2 separate regions of the Homo sapiens genome follow, and region 2 is linked to region 1. Evidence: chromatin contacts called from ENCODE Hi-C or POLR2A ChIA-PET data. All regions are on one chromosome and are shown on one strand. Each heading gives the region's core, a stretch centred on a gene start or an enhancer-like site at or near the end of the contact. The rest is flanking DNA. Distances are from core to core; before and after follow the strand shown.

What was found. A loop is a pair of places that touch in the nucleus more often than their neighbours do. ChIA-PET counts read pairs that join two places held with the same protein, here RNA polymerase II (POLR2A). Pooled maps may share reads with other maps.
Region 2: a pooled map shows a loop between it and region 1 (2.9-fold over the local background). The contact joins two enhancer-like sites. A Hi-C loop is called at or near these places in 8 of 37 single-sample maps with no recorded cell type and 4 of 50 pooled maps. POLR2A ChIA-PET finds 5 or more read pairs at or near these places in 3 of 52 experiments (CD4-positive, alpha-beta memory T cell, HEK293 and activated CD8-positive, alpha-beta memory T cell).

Annotation. Positions count from the first base shown.
Region 1 is chr22:18,000,486-18,006,944 of GRCh38, reverse strand. All of the region lies in intron 1 of MICAL3 (microtubule associated monooxygenase, calponin and LIM domain containing 3), which reads left to right. Among named protein-coding and RNA genes, the nearest start is that of MICAL3, 21 kb to the left of the region's middle. RefSeq lists an enhancer at 4,758-5,454 and silencers at 5,390-5,769, 5,780-5,969, 6,100-6,209. Within about 2 kb of position 5,209, at least 41 of the 41 ENCODE cell types and tissues checked have a DNase peak (open chromatin) inside an H3K27ac peak, as active enhancers do.
Region 2 is chr22:18,090,083-18,096,378 of GRCh38, reverse strand. PEX26 (peroxisomal biogenesis factor 26) reads right to left here. Exons shown (of 5, transcript NM_001127649.3): 5 at 1-6,296. Among named protein-coding and RNA genes, the nearest start is that of PEX26, 15 kb to the right of the region's middle. RefSeq lists enhancers at 4,397-4,606, 4,627-4,686. Within about 2 kb of position 3,963, at least 29 of the 41 ENCODE cell types and tissues checked have a DNase peak (open chromatin) inside an H3K27ac peak, as active enhancers do.

The DNA of each region.
Region 1 (6,459 bases), core at 3,960-6,459:
ATGATGGTTGCTGTGAGCAGAGATTGCACCACTGCACTCCAGTCCGGGTGGCTGAGAGGGACTCCGTCTCAAAACAAAAAAAGAAATCAGAATTTTTTTGTGTGTGTGTGTGTGACAGAGTTTCGCTCTTGTTGCCCACGCTGGAGTGCAATGGCACAATCACGGCTCATCACAACCTCCACCTCCCAGGTTCAAGCGATTCTCCTGCCTCAGCCTCCCCAGTAGCTGGGATTATAGGCATACACCACCACGCCTGGCTAATTTTGTATTTTTAGTAGAGACGGGGTTTCTCCATGTTGGTCAGGCTGGTCTCAAACTCCTGACCTCAGGTGATCTGCCCTTCTCGACCTCCCAAACTGCTGAGATTAGAGGCATGAGCCACCGTCACCAGCCCAGAAAATATTTTTTAAATTGAAAATAAGATAGCATATTCCACAAATCTTCTACCGGCTCCATTGCGGATTGAATTAGATGATTCTCCCTATTGTTTACTAAGTGTCCAGTTATTTCTGGGCACTCTCCACCTCCGCAGGACACTGCCCATCTCCCCAACCCAGGGCCATTTCTCAACCTAGTGCTCCTTCTCCTACTAGGGGGGCAGACTTCCCAACGTGAGCACCTACATTTCGCCGTAGATGGGATCCACTTGCACTCTCTGAGGTTCTCAGGCAGATTCCTTCCTTACGGAAGGGGGTCTGATATTTAATCACCCCATGCACTAAGTACACACTTCATGTGCGGATCCATCAGGATAACCCCACACAAGCTGCCAGTTCTTTGCTTGTAGTGGGTGCCCAATAAATGTTTGAATGCATAAAGAAAGCACTCAGATAAGCAGAGACATTTTAGAGCTCTCTGGGGATGAGAAAAGAGAGAGCTATGGGAGTGAGAATTAACTTGATTGACTATGGCTGGACCTGGCAAAGAACAACTCAGAAGTATTGGCCTCACAATCACCTTGTTCAGGCTGCTTAATCAATATTAAAAGTTTGCTGCTCCCACACAATTTTGCTAGGCTCTCCAACCCTGTGAGGATGTCAACAGTTGAAAAAGAAGAAATAATGAGCCCAGCCTGTATTTGCAGGGGAGTGTTAAAACTGCCGGTGGAGCAGGATAGTTTGCTAAACAGCCAGTTGAGAACTTTCCCAAACTGGTCGGCAGCAGCATTGCACACAGAAGTCCCTTCTTCATTGACATGGGGCTAATTCTAGCCACCAGCACTCCAGCGGTACGGGGCAGTTTTGTGGCCTTTTGCTATTGAATCTGCCAGATGTGTCCAAGACACACTCTCATGGGCAGAATATAAACAACAAACCAGTATAAAGAAGTCCACAGTGATCTCACCCTTCATAGAAGTCTTCTTTGACTTGTTTTCTGGCCCCCTGTAAGCACTCCTTGTACCACACTCCCTAAACCCTGTGGCTTAGGTTTTGCTATTTTGTATTTGTTTCCTCCTTCTCTGGTTGTTACATGTAAAAAGGTTGTGTTCACGCAGGGGGCAGGAATTGCAATGGAAAGAATGCAGTGTGGAAAGCCAGGCTCAGTTACTTACCAGCCTTGCTACCTTAGCCAAACGGTCATGCTCTCTGAGCTGTAGTTTCCTTCCTCATCTGTGAATAGACTTCTACCAACTCTCCTCACATGACTGTTTTGAGACTGAAATGATATTATAGGTATAGAAATAAATGTAAACATAATATAAATGTATGAGGCCTGGCGTAGTGGCTCACGCCTGTAACCCCAGCACTTTAGGAAGTCGAGGCAGGTGGATCACCTGAGGTCAGGAGTTCGAGACCAGCCTGGCCAAGATAGCGAAACCCCCATCTCTACTAAAAATATAAAAATTAGCCAAGCGTGGTGGCACGAGCCTGTAATCTCAGCTACTTGGGAGGCTGAGGCATGAGAATCGCTTGAAATCAGGAGGCAGAGGTTGCAGTGAGCCGAGATTGCGCCACTGTACTCCAGCCTGGGTGACAGAGTGTGACTCTGCCTCAAAAAAAATAAAAAAAAACAAAATAAAAATAAAAATAAATAAGTAAATATATGAGATTATCTTTCATCTGGCATGCAGTAGATTCTTAAGAAACTCAAGACAGTATTGCGTTGTGGAGTTATGGTGGGGGCACTAGATGTCAGACCTCTGTGTGCACTCGGGCAGATCAGTTTCACTAAGCTCTTGTGTTTTCCTCAGGAAGGCAAAACGGTACTAAGGCGAATAATAAGGAACATCACAGAATTGATATGAGGGTGAAGTTAAATAATGCGGGCAAAGCACTTCCCAACAGTACCTAGCACATAGTGAGCACTTAATAAATGTAAGCTGTGGCTGCTGCTGCTGTGGCCATCAGGGAGATAGGGAAATATGTCAATAAGAAATGTATATTGGCCGGGCACGGCGGCTCATGCCTATAATCCCAGCACTTTGGGAGGCCGAGGCGGGTGGATCACCTGAGGTTGGGATTTCAAGACCAGCCTGACCAACATGGAGAAACCCCGTCCCTACTAAAAATACAAAATTAGCTGGGCGTGTTGGCGCATGCCTGTAATCCCAGCTACTCGGGAGGCTGAGGCAGGAGAATCGCTTGAACCCAGGAGGCGGAGTTTGTGGTGAGCCGAGATCATGCACTCCAGCCTGGGCAACAAGAACGAAACTCAGTCTCAAAAGAAAAAGAAAAAAAAAAAAAAGAAATGTATATTGGGGCAGAGAGCATGGACAGTTGGGTTATGGCAAGGCACAGAGTAGAAATGGAAGCTCTGTAAGCTAGCAGCTTCTGGCAATCAATCTGGAAGGCTTCATGGAGGGATGCACTTTCCAGAGCTCTTTGGATTATAGTTGGAAGATGAGTTATCTGGAGGTATTAGAAAGGCTATCCCAGGGGCCAGGCGCAGTGGCTCATGCCTGTAATCCCAGCACTCTGGGAGGCCGAGGCAGGCACATCACAGGGTCAGGAGATCGAGACCATCCTGGCCAACATGGCGAAACCCTGTCTCTACTAAAAATACAAAAATTAGCCAGGTGTGGTGGCAGGTATCTGTGGTCCCAGCTACTTGGGAGGCTGAGGCAGGAGAATCAGTTGAACCCGGGAGGCGGAGGTTGCAGTGAGCTGAGATGGCACCACCGCACTCCAGACTTGCAACACAGCGAGACTCCATCTTAAAAAAAAAAAAATAAAGAAAGGGTATCCCAGACTCCCTGCGTGATTGGAAGCTGGTTGAGTGGCAGTGGGGTGACCAGCTGTTGGGAGGTTGAAAAGTTCTGAACTAAAGAAGATGGAGCTGAAGCTTGGTAGCCAAATTGTAAGCCTAGCAGGCTGGTGTAAAGCTCTAAAACAGAGCAGACCCCAAGGAGTGGTTAGAAAGTCTGAAATTTGGCTTGTAGTGTGGATGAAAGCACAATTGGCCATGTGTGGTTGAATGGTTGTCACAGATTGAGTTAGGGACGAGCACTTTCGCAGCTCTAGGGAGGGGTGAGCAGTGGGGTTTGTTGCTGAAGGCAGGAATTGTGGACAGCTCATTGGGTGAATGAATTATTAATCGAAGTTTTGTCTGATTATGAGAAGGAAGGGAGAAGGAAGAGAAAGGGGTGCTTCCTGGAGAAGTAGAAATTATGAACTACTTGGAGGTGGAGGGCCCCACACATAAGAAGAATATTCTTCTCTAAGAGATGAGGGACCCAGAAAGAAGACAGGATTCATCTTTACCAAAGGTGGGGTTGATACTGTCGCTGAAAGTAGGTGTCAGAAAGTCTATCGACTTTCAACTAAAGTTCTTTTTTTTTTTTTTTTGAGATGGAGTCTTGCTCTGTTGCCCAGGCTGGAGTGCAGTGGTGCAATCTTGGCTCACTGAAAGCTCCGCCTCCCGAGTTCACACCATTATCCTGCCTCAGCCTCCTGAGTAGCTGGGACTACAGGCGCCCACCACCACGCCCAGCTAATTTTGTTTTTGTATCTTTAGTAGAGATGGGGTTTCACCGTGTTATCCAGGATGGTCTGGATCTCCTGACCTCGTGATCTGCCTGCCTTGGCCTCCCAAAGTGCTGGGATTATAGGCGTGAGCCACCGCGCCCAGCCTAAAGTTCTTTAAGATAGTGGATAATGCTCAAAGTTGAAGAATATTTGCAGGTATTGCTATTCCTGTGCAAAGGATGATAGGATCACACATGAAGTGTGTGAAGGCCATCAGACACCAAGTGCATTCCAGTATCCTCATTGGACCAGATGATGAAACTGAGGCCGAGGGTTGTACTTACCTGCTCAAGGTCATACAAGATATATTTGGTTCAATTCGCTCTATATTTTCGTTTTCTTTTTTTTAGACAGAGGCTCACTCTGTTGTCCAGGCTGGAGTGCAATGGCACGATCTGGGCTCAGTTCAACCTCCGCCTCCTGGGTTCAAGCGATTCTCCTGCCTCAGCCTCCTAAGTAGCTGAGATTACAGACGCGCGCCACCATGCCTGGCTATTTTTTGTATTTTTAGTAGAGACGGGGTTTCACCATGTTGGTAAGGCCGGCCTCGAGCTCCTGACCTTGTGATCTGCTCGCCTCGGCCTCCCTCCCAAAGTGCTGGGATTACAGGCGTGTGCCACCGCGCCCGCCCTCTGCTCTATATTTTCTCTTAGCGCCCTCCTCCAAAAATTTGAAATTCCCCCTAACCTCTTTGCTTCCCAACTAGAATGAAAATCCTAGTTTCATTTTGCGGCAACTAAGAGCAACAAACAAGTCTCCTTTATTATTATTTTTTCTTTCTTTAGATGGAGTCTCGCTCTGTTGCCCAGGCTGTAGTGCAGTGGCACCATCTCGGCTCACTGCAACTTCCGCCTCCCGGGTTCAAGTGATTCTCCTGCCTCAGCCTCCAGAGTAGCTGGGACTACAGGCCCGTGCAACCACGCCCGGCTAATTTTTGTATTTTCAGTAGAGTCAGGGTTTCATCATGTTGGCCCGGCTGGTCTTGAACTCTTGACCTCAAGTGATCCGCATGCCTCGGCTCCCCAAAGTGTTGGGATTACAGGCGTTAGCCACCGCGCCCGGCCAACAAGTCCCCTTTAAATACATCCTCTCTTCTCTCCGGGGGCAGGCTTTGATATGCCCACCGGGTTTCTCCATTGGCCACTTCATGTGGCTTCTCGCCCCTTCCAAGATTCCCAACCAATCAGTTCTTTCCCGTCTCCCGTTGGGCTTTGAGGAATGTACCATATGGATCCTGCAGGGGGACGGAGAGGACGAAGGGCGTGGCGACAGCTTATTTCTTTGCCTTTTGCACATATCCCGTGAGATTCTGGCAAGACTGAGCGTGCAAGTAGCAATGGAGTCCCTGAGGACGGGGGCCGCTTGCCAGTTTTCGAGGTGTACTGAGATATCTCGCCCCCGAGGCTGGGGTCCCGTGGTCCGGCCCGAGGGCCACAACCCCCGCCCTTCCATGTGCCCGCCCATCCCCCGGCTGCGCCGCTTCTCCGGCTGCTACCTACCGCGCCGGACGCTCGGGCTGCGGAACAGGGCGGCACTGGCCCGCCACAGCGACGCCGGCGCCGAGGGACACCGCAGTATGAGGCAGAGGTAAGAACGGGGCTTCGGGACTCCGACCCGCGCCAACCGTCCCCGGGGAGCCGCATCCTGCTCGCGCCCGAGCTCGGGGTCTCGGGCACCGGGCTGGTTCCGGCGGGCGGTTCTGGAGCGGGTGGCCCCGCGAGCGGACGCGCGCCGAGCCTCCCGCCCGGGCAGTGCCGAAGCCGGGAGCCGCCGCGGCGCGGGCGCCTCCTTCCGGCTGCGCTTATAACCCTGCGTCCGGCCGGCGGGGCGCGAGGAAGCCCCCGCCTCGCGTTCCCGTGTGGTCACCTCCCGCCGGAGGATGCGTGGCCAGGTGCGCCGGCTGGTCCTGAGTTCCGGGGCAGCAGGCGCGGGGAAGCGCGGGGAGGCTGCCCGCTTCAGGCGGGAGGCGGAGGGTGGGGGCTTAGCCCGGCTCTGGGTGCGGGGTCGGGGGGTGCTTTTTGGGGCGGGGGAGGTCTCTGTCTTTACCGGAGTCCGCAGGCTCCGGGCCGAGGCTCCGCCGGGTCCTGCCTCCGCGGCCTGGCCCTCGGGGCCTCCCCGTCCCGCTGCCCCGGCCTGGAGCTAGCGTGCGCCAAGCGTGGGCTCCTGCGACCCTGGCAGGTAGGTGGCCGAGAGGACCCCGGCGCGCCTTTCCGTTTGTGGGGGCGGTGGGCGCGGCCGGGCGATCGCAGCCGCCTTCGCCTCTAGTCTCAGTGATGCCCCTTCCCTGGCTGCCTTCCGAGGGGACCGCGCTTTTGGAGGTCTCCGGGGCACATGGGAAATTCCCAGCTAAGAAACCATCTTGAGGAGCCCTACACGGAACCGGGCTTGCCTGGCCTAGCAGAAAGCCAGCCGCAGCGAGACCCTCCGCCTGGCATGCGGCACTGGTGAGCCGCCACCCCGCTTGCTCAGTAGGTAGCCGGGACGAAGGGGTCTG
Region 2 (6,296 bases), core at 2,714-5,213, 91 kb before region 1:
GAATCAGAAGTGCTGCCTTTTCTGTGGTCTGATGTTCACAAGATGCTGGGTTCTACCACTCCAACTCTCCCCTCCTTACCTCACTTAATTAAGAGCAACAGTAATAATAACTAGCACCTGCTCACTACATGCTATGCACCTTTTCAGTGTTTTACATGGATTAGCACCAGTTAATCCTCACAACAAACCTATGAAGTAACTGAGGCACAGGAAAGATTATTTGAAGGTCAAAGCAGGTGAGTCAAGATACAAACTCAGGCCGGGTGTGGTGGCTCATGCCTGTATTCCCAACACTTTGGGAGGTGAGGCATGCAGATCACTTGAGGTCAAGAGTTCAAGACCAGCCTGGCCAACATGGTAAAACCCCGTCTCTACTAAAAATTCAAAAATTAGCCAGGCGTGGTAGTGTGTGCCTGTAGTTCCAGCTACTCGGAAGGCTGAGGCAAGAGAATCGCTTGAACCTAGGAAGTGGATGTTGCAGTGTGTCGAGATCATGCCACTGCCCTCCAGCTTGGACGACAGAGTGAGACTCTGTCTCAAAAAAAAAAGATACAAACTTGGGCATTATGGGTCTGGGACCCACACTCTTAACCACAATCCCATGATGTCTCTCATTTACGCAGCAAATTACTCCATTGGGGTTAGGCCTTGTTTCTCAAAAAAAAAAAAAAAAAGGCTTTTGCAAAATATGTTTCCTGGGAGGATTAATAGAGCACATCTTTTAGCCATTGTCTTTAGCACCTCTGAAAACAAGCACTTGTCACCATGGAGACCATGAAATCCAGGAACAGGACAGAACACAAACAAGTACTAAAAGGGGAGTGGGAAGCATTCCCAGAATGTTCCAGAGCAGGGGGTGCCCGCCGGACAGAGATGTCAGAGCCCACAGAGGGACTGGGAATGGGTAGGATGTCTCTGGTGGGGCGACCAAAAAATTTTACCAGCTCCCCAGCTTTCCAGAGAAAGCAGCCCATTCTTTGAGACCCAGCTAAGTCCACTGGTAACCAAGAGCATGGCTTATCTGTGTGAGTCATCCAATGAAACTACCAGCTTGTATTTATACCTACCCAGGAGGACACCCGCCAGGCTTTGTCATTGCTGGTACATCTGAGAAGAACACCTCCTGCTCTTTCTCTGGAGGGAGCTGGGCGACGATACTACTAAACAGATGCCAAAGCACAGAGCCCTCCCCTGCCCCACCTCCACCCTTCAGCCCTGGTGCGGGTCTTATTGCTCACCAACTCTTGCTGCTTCTATTTCTTCCTTCCCTAATTCCTAAGGCCAAAATCCAAGTTCATTCAACAAATCTTTATTACTTGGCCTCTTACATGGATGGCCTCATTCCAGGTGCTATGGGGGAGATAAGAACAGAAATCCTGGTACCTGTATGCCTAGATTCAAATCCCAGCTCTACCATTTAAAAGCGGTGGGGCACTGGGCACATTAGCCCCTCTGAGTCTGTTTTGCTGTCTCTAAAATGATAATATCTACCTCGCTGGCTTGAACCCAAGAGGAGGGTGCAGTGAGCCGAGATCGCACCACTGCACTCCAGCCTAGGTGACAAGAGCAAGATTCCATCTCAAAAAAAAAAAGAAGAAAAGAAAAGAAAAGAAAAAAAAAGCCAAAGGAAAATAAGAAACTAGCTATGGAGGCAGAAAAGGGGCAGTCAGTGGGGTCAGAGACAAGGCAAGAAGCCAAAGAAGGGATGGCCCTCTACCGCATTTGGAAAATAAGCCTGTAACATAAAAGTATGCATGCATTTTTCTGAGGGCAAGAACCTGTAGGTTACATTCTGAGGACCATACAAATCGGTTTTCCACCTAAGAAACTTCTCCATGTAAATTATGTTGAGGTCGTCATTAAAGAAGCTTTTTTCTCTCCAGGTGCCGTGGCTCACGCCTGTAATCCCAGCACTGTGGGAGGCGGATCACGAGGTCAGGAGATCGAGACCATCCTGGCTAACACGGTGAAACCCAGTCTCTACTAAAAATACCAAAAAATTAGCCAGGCGTGGTGGCGGGCGCCTATAGTCCCAGCCACTCGGGAGGCTGAGGCAGGAGAATGGTGTGAACCCAGGAGGCGGAGCTTGCAGTGAGCTGAGATCACGCCACTGCATTCCAGCCTGGGTGACAGAGCGAGACTCCATCTCAAAAAAAAAAGGCTTTTTTCTGAAATGACACTCTTCTACAAAAGTGCTTTCATTTCTTCACCAAGTCTCTGCTATTATCTGACACCTGTCCGTCCCACCTTGGATAGTACAAAAGTGACAAGAGGATGCTAAAAGTTTTAAAGGGGCTGTTGGAAAATACGAGCTGGGAAACATGTAGAGCTAAATATGAGCTCAGGTCAATATTAAAATTGGAAGTAGGTCACAGAATCCCAACCCCACATATTTGGATCCAGCCCTTGGTGAGTGGGCCTTGGACTGTACTTCACAATCCCATCTTCACCTGCAGTTGTCCGGCCAACATGGCCCCTTCCCGCCTGCCCTTTCCTAACCACCTCCACTCTCTCTAGTGAAGACGCTGAGCTCGCAGCCATGCTGGTTGCACACTGCCATTTTCTACAGGTTCTCAAGTGCATGGGCTGCCAAGAGGGTTGGGTGTTTACATTTATTTTTAATAGAAATGGGGTCGTACCCGGGGCATCTCTTTTCTTCATACTGCAATGTTGCTAGATACACAATCAGACACCAGAGGGTTGGGCATTCTTGCAATACCTTAACAGTGCTGAAACCTGCAGCATGGTACTAAGGAAGTTAAAGTTAGAATGTAACCACTTTATTTAAAAGGTTTATTTTTGTTTTTTTTTTTTTTAAGACGGAGTCTTGCTCTGTCCCCCAGGCTGGAGTGCAGTGGCGCCATCTAGGCTCACTGCAAGCTCCGCCTCCTGGGTTCACGCCATTCTTCTGCCTCAGCCTCCCGAGTAGCTGGGGCTACAGGCACCCGCCACCACGCCCGGCTAATTTTTTGTATTTTTTTAGTAGAGATGGGATTTCACCGTGTTAGCCAGGATGGTCTCGATCTCCTGACCTCGTGATCCACCTGCCTCGGCTTCCCAAGGTGCTGGGATTACAGGCGTGAGCCACCGCGCCCGGCCAGGTTTTTTTCTTTAATTTAAATGAAATGGGGTTGAAGTGAACATGATCTTGTTGACCATGTTCGTGAATTATAGATGCAACATGCATTGGTAGAATCGTGTGATGGTCTTTTGTGATACTTAATTTTTACATATCCCAGTCTCTGTATGTATCTGCACAAAGAAAAAACAAACTCCTGCTTTGCTCTTATTGAAGGGTTCCCAGGACTGCGTGTCTGCTCCTGAGCTCTGTTTTAAGTATGTGTATCCTTTGCTTGTATTTTGTATTAAAAAAGTAAGAAAAAGAACCCTTTATTGTTGAGCATGTTGGCATTGTCCCGTTTATTTTTTTCTCTTTTTGGGACATATGAAGCAAGTTATTCTTTTTCTGTATCTTTTTTTCTTTTGTAAACTTTTTGTTTTTTTCTTGTTTAAAATTGGCTTTATAAAAGGGCTTTTATAACCCACCCCCCCCCCAAAAAAAAGAAATGGGGTCCCACTAGGTTGCCCAGGCTAGCTTTGAACTCCTAGGCTCAAGCAATCCTCCCACTCTGGCCTCCCAAAGTGCTGGGATTATAGGTGTGAGCCACCATGCCAAGTTAAAAAAAAAAAAAAAGTCTGTGAAGCAGGAGTTGCAGGAAAAAAAAGAATTAGTTAATTAATTAGGGGGAAAAAAGCTGAAAGAAAATCAACCGTATTAATAGTAATTATTTCTGAGTGGTGGGATCACGAGTCCTGTATTTCCTTCTATGCAATTAATATTTTCTAAAATATACATGCATTGCTTTAAGACAAGAAAAATACTTGCTGTTTTATCAAGAGGCCTAGAGGTGGCAAACAATGTCTGGATCCGTACACCACCGCTGGAGGAATGCAGAGGCGGGCGGGGGCGCGACAGGCTGCTAGGCACCGTGCCCACTGTCTGTCCTGTAGCTTCCTACCAGCCCGAAACACTGAGGTTTCCAGAGGCAGCGAGGCAAAAGGGCCAGACATTTTTCTGGTTAACACTCCATGTATTCAGTTTCCAAAGGTGCTAGGCCAGGGCGGTGAGGCCGACCTTGGCCAGGCCGTGGGTGGGTTGCTTGACTAGGCCAGAGAGTAAATCAGTAGAATTCCCACAGGCCCCATCTGTGGATGTGAGGCCAAAGTCCATCGGCCCCACGGCTTTTCCGTGCTGGGAGGGAGGAAAGCAGAGGACGGCACAGGGAGGCTGGGAGGGAGGAAGGAAAGCAGACGACGGCACAGGGAGGTGCCCTACTCGCGGTTCATGTCATCACTTTCGCTTTCTGACAGTTCCTTGGGCTGCTTTAAGTGGATAGCAGAGGCCACCTTCTAGATGTAGAAAGAAACTGAACGTCCAGAGTGTGAACTGGCCTGCTTGTATCTCCCCTCGGCGGCAGTGGTGGTTGCCAGCCTGGCTTGCGTTTGCCCAAAAGTAATAGTAAAGAGCTCTGACCACTGCTGCTCACCCTAAACTTGGGGCTGCTGTACTTGTAGGCTTTGGAAAGCATGGAGGGGTTTCCACATATTAAAAAGGAAAAGGGCACCAGGTCTGTGCTCTGTGACCCCATCACGCAACGGAATGACACACAGCTATGAAGAATGAGGCTGCTCCACATATGCTGGGACTGAGAAAGGTTTTTGTGTTTTGTTTCGTTTCTGAGACCAAGTTTCACTCTTTGTTGCCCAGGTGGGAGTGCAATGGCGCGATCTCAGCTCACTGCAACCCTTGCCTCCCGGGTTCAAGTGATTCTCCTGCCTCAGCCTCCTGAGTAGCTGGGATTACAGGTACCCACCACCATGCCCGGCTCATTTTTTTTTTGTATTTTTAGTAGAGATGGGGTTTCACCATGTTGGCCATGCTGATCTCGAACTCCTGACTTCAGGTGATTCACCCACCTTGGCCTCCCAAAGTGCTGGGATTACAGGCATGCGCCACCGCGCCCAGCCGAGAATTGTTTTTTTTCTTTTTAAACGTGGCACAGTGTGTGTAGTGTATGTGACTACTATCATTTGTGTAAGAGAAAGAAAAGTTTACTATCAGAGACTGTATCTGGAGGGATAAACAGACTGGCAAGGGTTGCCTCTGGGCAAGAAACTGGGGAATAGAGAGCGGGAGTAGAAAGACTGTATTAGCTGGGTGTGGCAGCACACACTGTAGGCCCAGCTACTCCAGAGGCTGAGGGGAAGACTTGCTCAAGCCCAGGAGTTCAGGTCCAGCCTGGGCAACACAGCAAGACTAAAAAAAAACAACTTTCTTTTCCAAGAATACCCTTTTTGTAACTTTTGAATTCCGTATTTTTTAATGGTCTATGGTCTACAAACACTCATGTGCAAACACATACACGCAGAATAGGGATCACCTGCACGAAGCTATGAACTATTTCCTCATCCCTTCTAGCCCCTTCCTAGAGGCGAACCCTCCGCCCCCACCCCCAGGCACTATCTGTCCTGCTTGCACCCACCTCCACCCAGGGCTGGCCAACAATAGCCTGTTTCCTCTCCATTCCACCCCTCTCCCCCACCCTCCCATCCCACCACAGAAGAGGATTACTGGTTCCTGCTTTCCTTAGCGCCCCTAAATTTAAAGGTATCTGTTCTATGTTGCATGCTTCAGAACCCTGTAGAAACAACCAGCAAATCCACTGTTGATACGCAATTACCCCTCTTGGATGCATCTGCAACAAGCACTCCCCAGCTTCGAAGGGGCAGCAAAGAAGTTCACAATTACAAGACCATGGGGTCACGACCACAGAAGCGATATGAAACAGGTCCCGGGACACAGGGAGGGGCAGAAAGAATTCTTTGAGTAAGCCTGGAAGGTGGAGGGGCTCACCAGGCCAAGAGCAGGTGCTAGGCCTTCAGTAGGAACAGTGCGAGCCAAGGCACAGAGGCCAAGGGGAGCGAGCTGTAGCTGTGATGGTGGGCAGCTGGAAGGCCGCACATATAATCAACAGGGGACCCACATCAAAGGGGAGATCTTAGCCAAAACCAGCACATAGGGGCCTTCAATTCCATGAAGAATTTAGATGTTATCCAGTGAGCCATGGGAAGCCATTGAAGCGTTTTATCTAGGGTAGTTAAGTGGGCCCAGATTTTCATTTTAAGAAATCATTCTATAGAAGGAATCTCAAACCTCACCTGACTGCTTTTCTCCCCCCAGGGTTCTAAGCTTTACTTAAAAGCCCATATAAAAAAGTATAGATTTGCTTCCTACA